Regions from separate parts of the Homo sapiens genome. Here region 2 is linked to region 1. The links are chromatin contacts, found by Hi-C in ENCODE. All regions are on one chromosome and are shown on one strand. The core of a region is the stretch at or near the end of the contact, and the rest is flanking DNA. Distances in the headings are between cores, read along the strand shown.

Region 1 (4,475 bases), core at 1,652-4,151:
ACTTAATGACCTCACTTGCCCCTGGCATCCATCCCATGATTGATAGGCTGCCTCAAACTCCTCAGGCTCTGTGTTCCTTTATGTGCAGGGAGCTGGAAGAAACATTCAGAATAAAGTATTACAATTTCTGCAGAGACAAACGAATTGCATAGTTGTGTTTGGAGATACAACTGCAACTCGTTTCCCATTTCTCAATAAGCTAGTATGAAGACTCAGTTGTGGATGTCAGAAACCCAATCAAGAAATATTTCACCTTTTTTTCAGAATTGCTTCAAGATATAAAGGGATGGCTGTTTTTTTTTCTATTAGAAAAAATACAAATAGTACATGAGCACTGTAAAACATTCAAACAATACCCATGTGTATAAAATAAAAAGTGAAAGTTCTCCCTTCAAATTACACTCACCAGGGTAATAAATGCAAATAATTTGACACTAGAATACCTGTAAACAGGTATTTACAGGTATTCCATTCATATTCAAATATTCATAGTTAAACAAAATGGCATCAGGCTACATATAAAAAAGCATTTTTACTTTCACTTAATGTATCTTGGGCCATGGAATATATAGGTATATTTAGATTCATCTCATTCTTTTTATGGGTGCACAATATTCCACTATGACTGTACTACATTTTTTTTTTTTTTGAGACAGAGTTTTGCCCTTGTTGCCCAGGCTGGAGTGCAGTGGCACGATCTCAGCTCACTGTAACCTCTGTCTCCCAGGTTCAAGCGATTCTCCTGCCTCAACCTCTTGAAGTGGCTGGGATTACAGGCGCCTGCCACCTCGCCCGGCTAATTTTTTGTATTTAGTAGAGACCGGGTTTCACCATGTTGGTCAGGCTGGTCTCGAACTCCTCACCTCACGTGATCCACCTACCTTGGCCTTCCAAAGTGATGGGATTACAGGCATGAGCCACCACACCCGGCCCAACAATGTCTCCACTTTTAGACACGTAAGTTGGTCCTCTTTTGTGTTGTAGTGCTGCAACACTAAATATCTCTCTCTCTTTTTTTTTTTTTTTTGAGAGAGAGTCTTGCTCTGTTGCCCAGGCTGGAGTGTAATGGTGTGATCTTGGCTCACTGCAACCTCTGCCTCCCGGGTTCAAGCGATTCTCTTGCCTTGGCCTCCCCAGTAGCTGGGATTACAGGTGCCGCACCACCACGCCCAGCTAATTTTGGTATTTTTAGTAGAGACGGGGTTTCATCATGTTGGCCAGGCTGGTCTCGAACTCCTGAACTCGTGATCCGCTCGTCTTGGCCTCCCAAAGTGCTAGGATTACTGGCGTGAGCCACTGCCCCTGGCAACACTGAGTATCTCGGTACACAAATATTTGGACTGTGTGTCCAAACATTTCTTTTGGACATATTCAAAAGGTTATGCATATTTAACAGATATTAAAATTGTTCTCTATAAAAAGGTTGTACAACTTAGAACCTTACCCCCAATTTATACTTTCTCATTGTTTCTTATTTCCCATTTTCCTAATTACCATCAAGGTTGAGGATCTTTTCATGTTTATTGGCCATTCGTGTTGCTTCTTTTGTGAATTGTTTTTCTTAGTCTTTGGTCTTTTTTTATTTTTTATTTTTTTTTTTGAGATGGAGTCTCTCTGTTGCACAGGCTGGAGTGGAGGGGCGCTATCTCGGCTCACTGCAATCTCCGCCTCCTAGGTTCAAGCAATTCTCCTGCTTCAGCCTCCGGAGTAGTACAGGCGCCTGCCACCACGCCCAACTAATTTTTTGTATTTTTAGTAGGGACGGGGTTTCACCATATTGGCCAGGCTGTTCTCGAACTCCCGACCTCTTGATCCGCCCCCGTGCCCTGCCGGGTCTTTTAAAAATGGTATTGTCTCACCCGGCTCCCCTCCCATTGGTTTGTAGGAATATCTTTTAAGTTATAGATATTAACTTTTTCCTTTCTTCTGTCTATAAGGTCCAAAATAGTAACTATTTCTACAATTGAAACATTCCCAATTTACATTTACTGTTGAGCATGATAATGACTTTCACCACATAGAGACGTGTAATTTTAGGTAGTCAAATCTGTCAAGTCTTTTCTCATATTGCTTCTGGGTTCCCTGTCAAGCTTAGAAACACATCTCTTCCAAAAATTACAGAAATATTTTTCTACTTTTTCTTCCATGTTTGTATCTCTCTCCCTCTCTTTTTTTTTTTTTTTTTTTTTTTTTTTTTTTTTTTTTTTTTTTTGAGACGGAGTTTCGCTTTTGTTGCCCAGGCTGGAGTGCTCACCGCAACCTCCGCCTCCAGGGATCAAGCGATTCTCTGTCTCAGCCTCCAGAGTAGCTGGGATTACAGGCATGCGCCACCACGCCCAGCTAATTTTGTATTTTTAGTAGAGACGGGGTTTCTCCATATTGGTCAGGCTGGTCTCGAACTCCCAAGCTCAGGTGATCCGCCTGCCTTGGCCTCCCAAAGTGCTGGGATTACAGGCGTGAGCCACTGCGCCCGGCCATGCTTATATCTTTAATCCAACCATATACTATTTTTGTGAAGGATGGAAGTAAGGCTCCCCTCAAGTTAATTTTTCTCCAATCTGGCTTGCAGGAAAGGGGTTTCTGGGGAGATTTTACCGAGCAACGTAGGGAAACGGCTGCCTGGCTACCTACCCCTTTTTGACACCCACACGTGCTCGGCACCTTACATACACTGCGTGATTTTATCCTAAAGCCACTTTTAAAATCTTAGTGTGTAAACAGAGAAACTGGGCGTCACATAAGGCAAGTGACCTGCACAGCCTGCTCCGGAGGAGACCCGTACGATCCCAGAGACAAGCACTGAACATAAGGCACCCGGCGCCGCGCCCGCTTTGCAACCTCTCGCGACAGTTGTACGTCATCCGAGAGCGCCGTGGAAGTCGTGCTGCAGGCGTCGCGCCAATCTTCGCTCTGAGGTGCTGTCTCACCGGTGAGACCTGGAAGCGGGCGAGTCTCGTGCTGTGTCGGACCTGCAGCCCCTGGCCTTCCGCCACCATGGAGTACCTCATCGGTATCCAAGGCCCCGACTATGTTCTTGTCGCCTCCGACCGGGTGGCCGCCAGCAATATTGTCCAGATGAAGGACGGTGAGAGGAAGCAGGGGAGGCCCGGCCAGGCCTGGGGTGTAGGAGCGGCCAGAAGGAGTTTGTCGGGGGTTGAATAAGTACCAGGGAGGATCTGAGAGATGGAAGCCGGCCTGCCCTGCCCGTACTTATTTTATTTATTTATTTATTTTTTCGAGAGGGGTTTCGCTCTTGTTGTCCAGGCCGGAGTGCAATGGCGCGATCTCGGCTTAGCACAGTCTTTGTCTCCCGGGTTCAAGCGATTCTCGTGCCTCAGCCTCCCGAGTAGCTGGGAACAGATATGCGCCACCACGCCTGGCTAATTTTTGTATTATTAGTAGAGATGTGGATTTCTCCATATTGGTCAGGCTGGTCTCGAACTCCCGACCTCAGGAGATCCGCCCGTCTCGGCCTTCCAAAGTGCTGGGATTACAGGCGAAACAGGCAGACAGGTCTGGGACCTTGGCATTTGCTCCTCCAGGGCTCCTGGGTCAGTGCTCTGCTCTGGCCTTCGCTAAATGCTTCTTGCTTGGTGAGAGTTGCCTAAAGGGAATCAGTTTATAAATGTTTAAGCGCCTGCCCAGAGCCTGGCTCTCTAGATCCCCGAATCTCTGATAAGTTTCCTGGTGTCGCTAGTAATGAGGTTAGTTTGTTGGCGGCATAAGGTGGGATCCTGAGGAGAGTGAGACTGTGGGACTGGCTCTCTAGATCCCCGAATCTCTGATAAGTTTCCTGGTGTCGCTAGTAATGAGGTTAGTTTGTTGGCGGCATAAGGTGGGATCCTGGGGAGAGTGAGACTGTGGGACCAGAAGCTTGGCATTTTCCTTCTTCCCGTGGCTCCCGATTCTTCTTTTCCAGTTTTCCAGAGCAATGGCTGCCAGGTTTTCCTTATATTTAAGTAGTTAATGGAGTTAAGAGATTGGAGCCCTGTCATTTATTTGCCTTATGAGTTTGTATAAGTTATTTTGCAGTGCCCAGATTTCCTCATCTTTAAGATTAGCAATACCAAACTCACAAACTTGTCGGGAGGATTTAGTAAATGAGTTATGTGCAAATCCTTAGCACTAGGCAGGTACTTAATAATACTAAGTGTACGTAGGTGCCCAAACATATTTGTCAAATGACCATTAAGTCATCTGAACCAAAGCTTAATACTTTTTCAACAGTAGCACGTCTTTGATCAGTTAAGGAAAACAAACTTAGATTCTGCAGAAAAACAACCAAAATCTTCTTAAAATTATGTATTGAGTAATTTAGTATAGATAGTATAGTATAGTATAGTATAGTATAGTATAGTATAGTATATTATAGTACTTAGGGGCAAAATGTCTGGACTCACTGCATAGGTTGAACCCAGGTTCTGCCACTTGTGACCTTAAGCAAATTTCTCTAACTCCGTGCCCTAGAGCTAACA
Region 2 (4,781 bases), core at 200-2,699, 510 kb before region 1:
AGCCCAGACCGACAGACCGGCTGGCCAACTGCAGCTTTCACCTCAGCTGTCCTCTGTCCTGGGAATGCAGAGGGCTCTTGTCTAGCTGAGCTGGCCCTTGGGGGCTAGTTGACTCCTGCTTTCCTCCCCCAACCCCAACCAACCCTCAAGTTCCTTCCCAGAGCCCTCGGCCCTTGGCTCCCTCCCCTGTGGCATTACACAGGATGGAGAGTGAGGGGTCACTGCCTCTAGGGAGGAAACAGAATGTCTGGGGAAAAGGGTATAATAATGATTGGTCCTGCACCCTGAGGGAGGGACTGGGGGAACCCTGGGCACCAGCTTGCAGCCTCAGCGGCCCCCCAGCCCTCCCTAGCCTGGCTGGCTCGTGTCTGGACAGGCTGGTTGTCATGGTGAGGGCTAGGGGCCAGAATGCAGCTGCTACAGTCAGGCTACCAGGCCTAAGTGAACAGAGAGTGCTCAGGGACCCCCCAGCCCAGCTTCCTCAGAGTTGACCAGCTGAGAGACCGCGGGAGCTGAAACCAAAGAGCTGTGGTCAGGGACTATAGACTTCCCCTTGGTGATGGGTGAGAGTTCAGCCAGCACATTCCCTTCGTGTTTCTGGTGCCTGTTTGTTGGCTTGTTTTTGGAGGGTGGCTGGAAGGGAATACACGTTTCTTTTATGCCTTTTATGCGCCCAAGTGCTGGGCATGCGTGGCTCACCAGTCTTTACAACAACTGAGAGAGATTTAGCAACTTGCCTAAAATGGCAAAGCTGGGATTAGAACTCAGAACTGACGGCCACGACAGTTAGTGATCTTTGTTTTCTGGGAACCAGGCAGTGTAGCTGTTCTAGGGGGAGGGAGGGGGAGAAAGTGACTTGAACTTTACCTAAAAGACTGGATATTCCATCACGAGGCCACAGGTGGTAGAAGGCAGGTGCTGGCATCATTTGGGGTTTGGCAGTCTGAAGAGAAAGACACTAGCGAAATGCTTGGCACATAGTAGGTCATTAAATATTTTTCTAATGAAGAAGCCAATTCTGTGTGAGTCATTGCTAGTTTTCTGGGACATCTTGGGAGCTTCTGGAGCTGAATCGCAACAGCGGAAGACGCTAGCTCGAAAGAGGGACTTTCCAAGACCAACCCCGGCGAGAGAGGAATTTGTGGAGCATCATCTCTGAGCCGGGCGCGGGGGGAGGGGGACAAGGAGGAAGCGTGTGTGTGACCCAGGATTACCGAAGGCTGCGGACGCCACCCAGCGGCCAGGATGCTGCCCAGCGCAAGCTGGGCTCTACCAGGCAGGCGCGCGCGGAGCACTCCGGGAGTTGTAGTTGACTGTGTTAAGAGGCGGTGCTGCCAAAGGGGCTGTTGGGTGTTGTAGTCTGACGTTTGTTGGGCGGGAGTTGCCCACGTCGGCCGGACCACTAGTCCCGTGGTGCCCCGCGGGAGGCCGCGCAGGCGCAGTGAGTCAGTGCCGGTCGGTCTTGTGGGCTGAGGGGCAGCGGCTTAGGCTCCGGCGTCTGCAGGGGTCGCCGAGCTAACCCGTGGCTAGGCGAGTGGGGCGGGGCGGCCGGCACCATGTCGAGGCAGGCGAACCGTGGCACCGAGAGCAAGAAAATGGTAACTTGGAGCGCGTGACCTCGGCGGGCGGGGCGAAATTGAGGCGTACAGGGAAGGGGCCCGGCGCCGAGCGCGAGGTGCGTTTGGAAAAGGGCCTTCCTGTGAGCTCTGGCAAGGGGAAGCCTCTTGCTGGGTCACTCCGGGGGCGTTCCAGGCAGGTGAGGGGACCGTCGGAGAAGTTCCCCGGAGGAGACCCCGCCCCCAAGGCCTGAGTGCAGCTCTGTGCTAAGCCAACAACAACGACGGTAATAAATACCAATAACTGCCACTTAACTTCTCTCTTACTATGTGTTGGGCACCGGGCCACGCACGTTACAGCATCTCAGTTAATCTGCAGAGTAGCCCCTATCAGATGGATAACATTGCCGTTTTACAGCTTGGAGAGCTTACGTAATTTGCCCATATTTACACCTGGGAAGTTAGGATTTGGACCCGTGTTTAACTCCAAAGCTAATGCTAGGAGCTGACTGTTAGGCTTTACTCTTAGGCTACAGTGTCTCGTACTGTGGCGTGGGTATTGTGAGAGATGTTCAGATACTGGTCGTGCCAGAAAGGAACGTTTTATTCAATGGAATAAGAGATGGGCCAGAGTAAGCAGTGAGTGGTGCCCCTCTAATGGAGTGGGTGGCTCCCTTCTTTCCCAGGGAATAGTTTGGACACCATATGGTCCTATAAAGTTGGACTAGGGGCTGGGGCTGCAGACTTAGGTCATTTTTCTTTCGTTCTTCCCTCCCTCCCCCCGCCCCCAGACGAAATCTCTGTCACCCGGGGTGGAGTGCAGTGGCACTAACTTGGCTCACTGCAACCTCTGCCTCCCAGGTTCAAGCAGTTCTTCTGCCTCAGCCTCCCGAGTAGCTGGGATTACAGGTGTCCACCACCACGCCTGGCTGATTTTTGTATTTTTAGTAGAGATGGGGTTTCACCATGTTGGCCAGGCTGGTCTCGAACTCCTGACCTCAGGTGATCCGCCTGTCTCGGCCTCCCAAAGTGCTGGGATTACAGGCGTGAGCCACTGCGCCTGACCAATTTTTGTATTTTTAGTAGAGACGGGGTTTCACCATGTTGGCCAGCCTGGTCTCGAACTCGTGGCCTTAAGTGATCTGCCTGTTCAGGCTCCCAAAGTGCTGGGATTACAGGGGTGAGCCACCACACCCGGCCAAAAGACGAGAATATTTTGTTAGGAAACAATGTCAGGTAAGGGGAAACACATGGACCTTGGTTGGAATTCTGACTTACTTGATTGATCTTCAATTTCTTTATCTATAAAATGGGGATAGTAATGTCTACCTAATATTAAATGGGATGGTGTAAAATGTGAGGGGCATGGTAAATGTTTCTTTCTCCTTTTCCTATGAGATGAGTAGAGGTCTTCCTGGTTAGTTTTTGTACTTTGCTCTCATTTTATCCATTTTTTAAGCCTGAAATCAATATTGAAATCTTTAACAAAAATCTGCAGACTCTACCCCCAGCCCCCAGTATTCTTCGTTTCAGTGAAGTAAGGTAATTAGGGAGGGGCAGCAGCATACTCCTGCCCTCAAGGCTCTTGGAACTCCCTTCTTCTAGATAGTCACTTAGCCCACTCCTGCCTTCATTCATAGTTACTCAAATGTCACCTCCTTTGAGAGGCCTTCCCTCCTGATTACCTGCCTAATTCTCTAACCTCTAACTCTATGCTGGTTGTCTTCATAGCACTGTCTATTTAATTTTAAATGATATACCCAGGCTGGAGTGTAGTGGCATGATTGAGGCTCATCCAGCCTGACCTCCCGAGTTCAAGCAGTCCTCCCGCCTCAGCCTCCCAAGTAGCTGGTACTATAGGTGTGCACCACCATGCCTGGCTAATTTTTTTTTTTTTTTGTAGAGCTAGGGGTCTCCCTGTGTTGCCCAGGTTGGTCTCGAGGTCTCGAACTCCTGGGCTCAAGCAGTCCCTCCAACTCTGCTTCACAAATTACTGGGATTGCATCTGTGTTCCATTTAAGCTTGCCAAGACCTAAATTGTTTTGTTTTGTGTTTTGAGACAGAGTCTCGCTCTGTCACCTAGGCTGGAGTGCAGTGGCCCGATCTCAGCTCACTGCAGCCTCCACCTCCCAGGTTCAAAAGATTCTCCTGCCTCAGCCTCCCGAGTAGCTAGGATTACAGGCACCCAACCACTACGGCTGGCTAATTTTTGTATTCCCAGGTTGGTCTCAAACTCCTGACCTCAAGTGATCTCCCCACCTCAGCCTCTCAAAGTGCTGGGATTACAGGTATGAGCCACTGCACCCAGCCTTCATTTTTTGTTTCTTGAAGCACCAAAAGCACAGATTTATTGAAATGAAAGTACACTCCACATAGCAGGAGCAGGCTCAAGCAAACGGCTCAAGAGCCATCTAAATTGTTAGTATGCCCAAGTAACTAGATTTTAGTCTGTGCAAACAGAAACAGCCCTTTTGTCCAATAAACTTTTCTTTAGCCCCAACTATATGCAGAGCTCTGTGCTAGATGCTGTGGGAGATGCAAGGATGAAGTCCTAGTCCCTAACTTTGAGAAGCACATACTCTGTGAGGGAGACAGAAATGTATACCATATATACTGTGTATCTTCTAGCAGTGGAAAAATAAAAAGAAATGTTTGCCATACAGAGGTGTAGTACCGCCTGCACCTGAGTTCTAGTTTCACCACTTACTTGCTGTGTTACCTTGGGCAAGTTTGTTCATTGTTCTAGCATCAGCTTAATCATCTTTTTTTTTTTTTTTTTTTTTTTTAATGAAGTAGGCTGGGTGCGGTGGCTCATGCCTGTAATCCCAGCACTTTGGGAGGCCAAGGCGGGCAGATCACGAGGTCAGGAGATGGAGACCAGGGTGAAACCCCGTCTCTACTAAAAATACAAAAAATTAGCCGGTCGCGGTGGCGGGCGTCTGTAGTCCCAGCTACTCAGGAGGCTGAGGCAGGAGAATGGCCTGAACCCGGGAGGCGGAGCTTGCAGTGAGCTGAGATTGCACCACTGCACTCCAGCCTGGGTGACAGAGTGAGACTCCATCTCAAAAAAAAAAAAAAGAGAGACCATCCTGGCCAACATGGTGAAACCCCATCTCTACTAAAAATACAAAAATTAGCTGGGTGTGGTGGTGCACACCTGTAGTCCCAGCTACTCAGGAGGCTGAGGCAGGAGAATCGCTTGAACCCGGGAGGTGGAGGTTGCAG

The links. A loop is a pair of places that touch in the nucleus more often than their neighbours do. Pooled maps may share reads with other maps.
Region 2: a map with no recorded cell type shows a loop between it and region 1 (6-fold over the local background). The contact joins the promoter of TRAPPC3 here to the promoter of PSMB2 in region 1. A Hi-C loop is called at or near these places in 2 of 37 single-sample maps with no recorded cell type and 8 of 50 pooled maps.

Annotation. Positions count from the first base shown.
Region 1 is chr1:35,639,952-35,644,426 of GRCh38, reverse strand. It overlaps PSMB2 (proteasome 20S subunit beta 2), which reads left to right and starts at 2,901. Exons shown (of 6, transcript NM_002794.5): 1 at 2,901-3,085. The coding sequence starts at 2,995. RefSeq lists enhancers at 1,996-2,960, 2,713-3,172, 2,961-3,926.
Region 2 is chr1:36,146,154-36,150,934 of GRCh38, reverse strand. TRAPPC3 (trafficking protein particle complex subunit 3) reads left to right here and starts at 1,449. Exons shown (of 5, transcript NM_014408.5): 1 at 1,449-1,598. The coding sequence starts at 1,557. RefSeq lists enhancers at 896-1,555, 1,686-1,765, 1,119-1,779.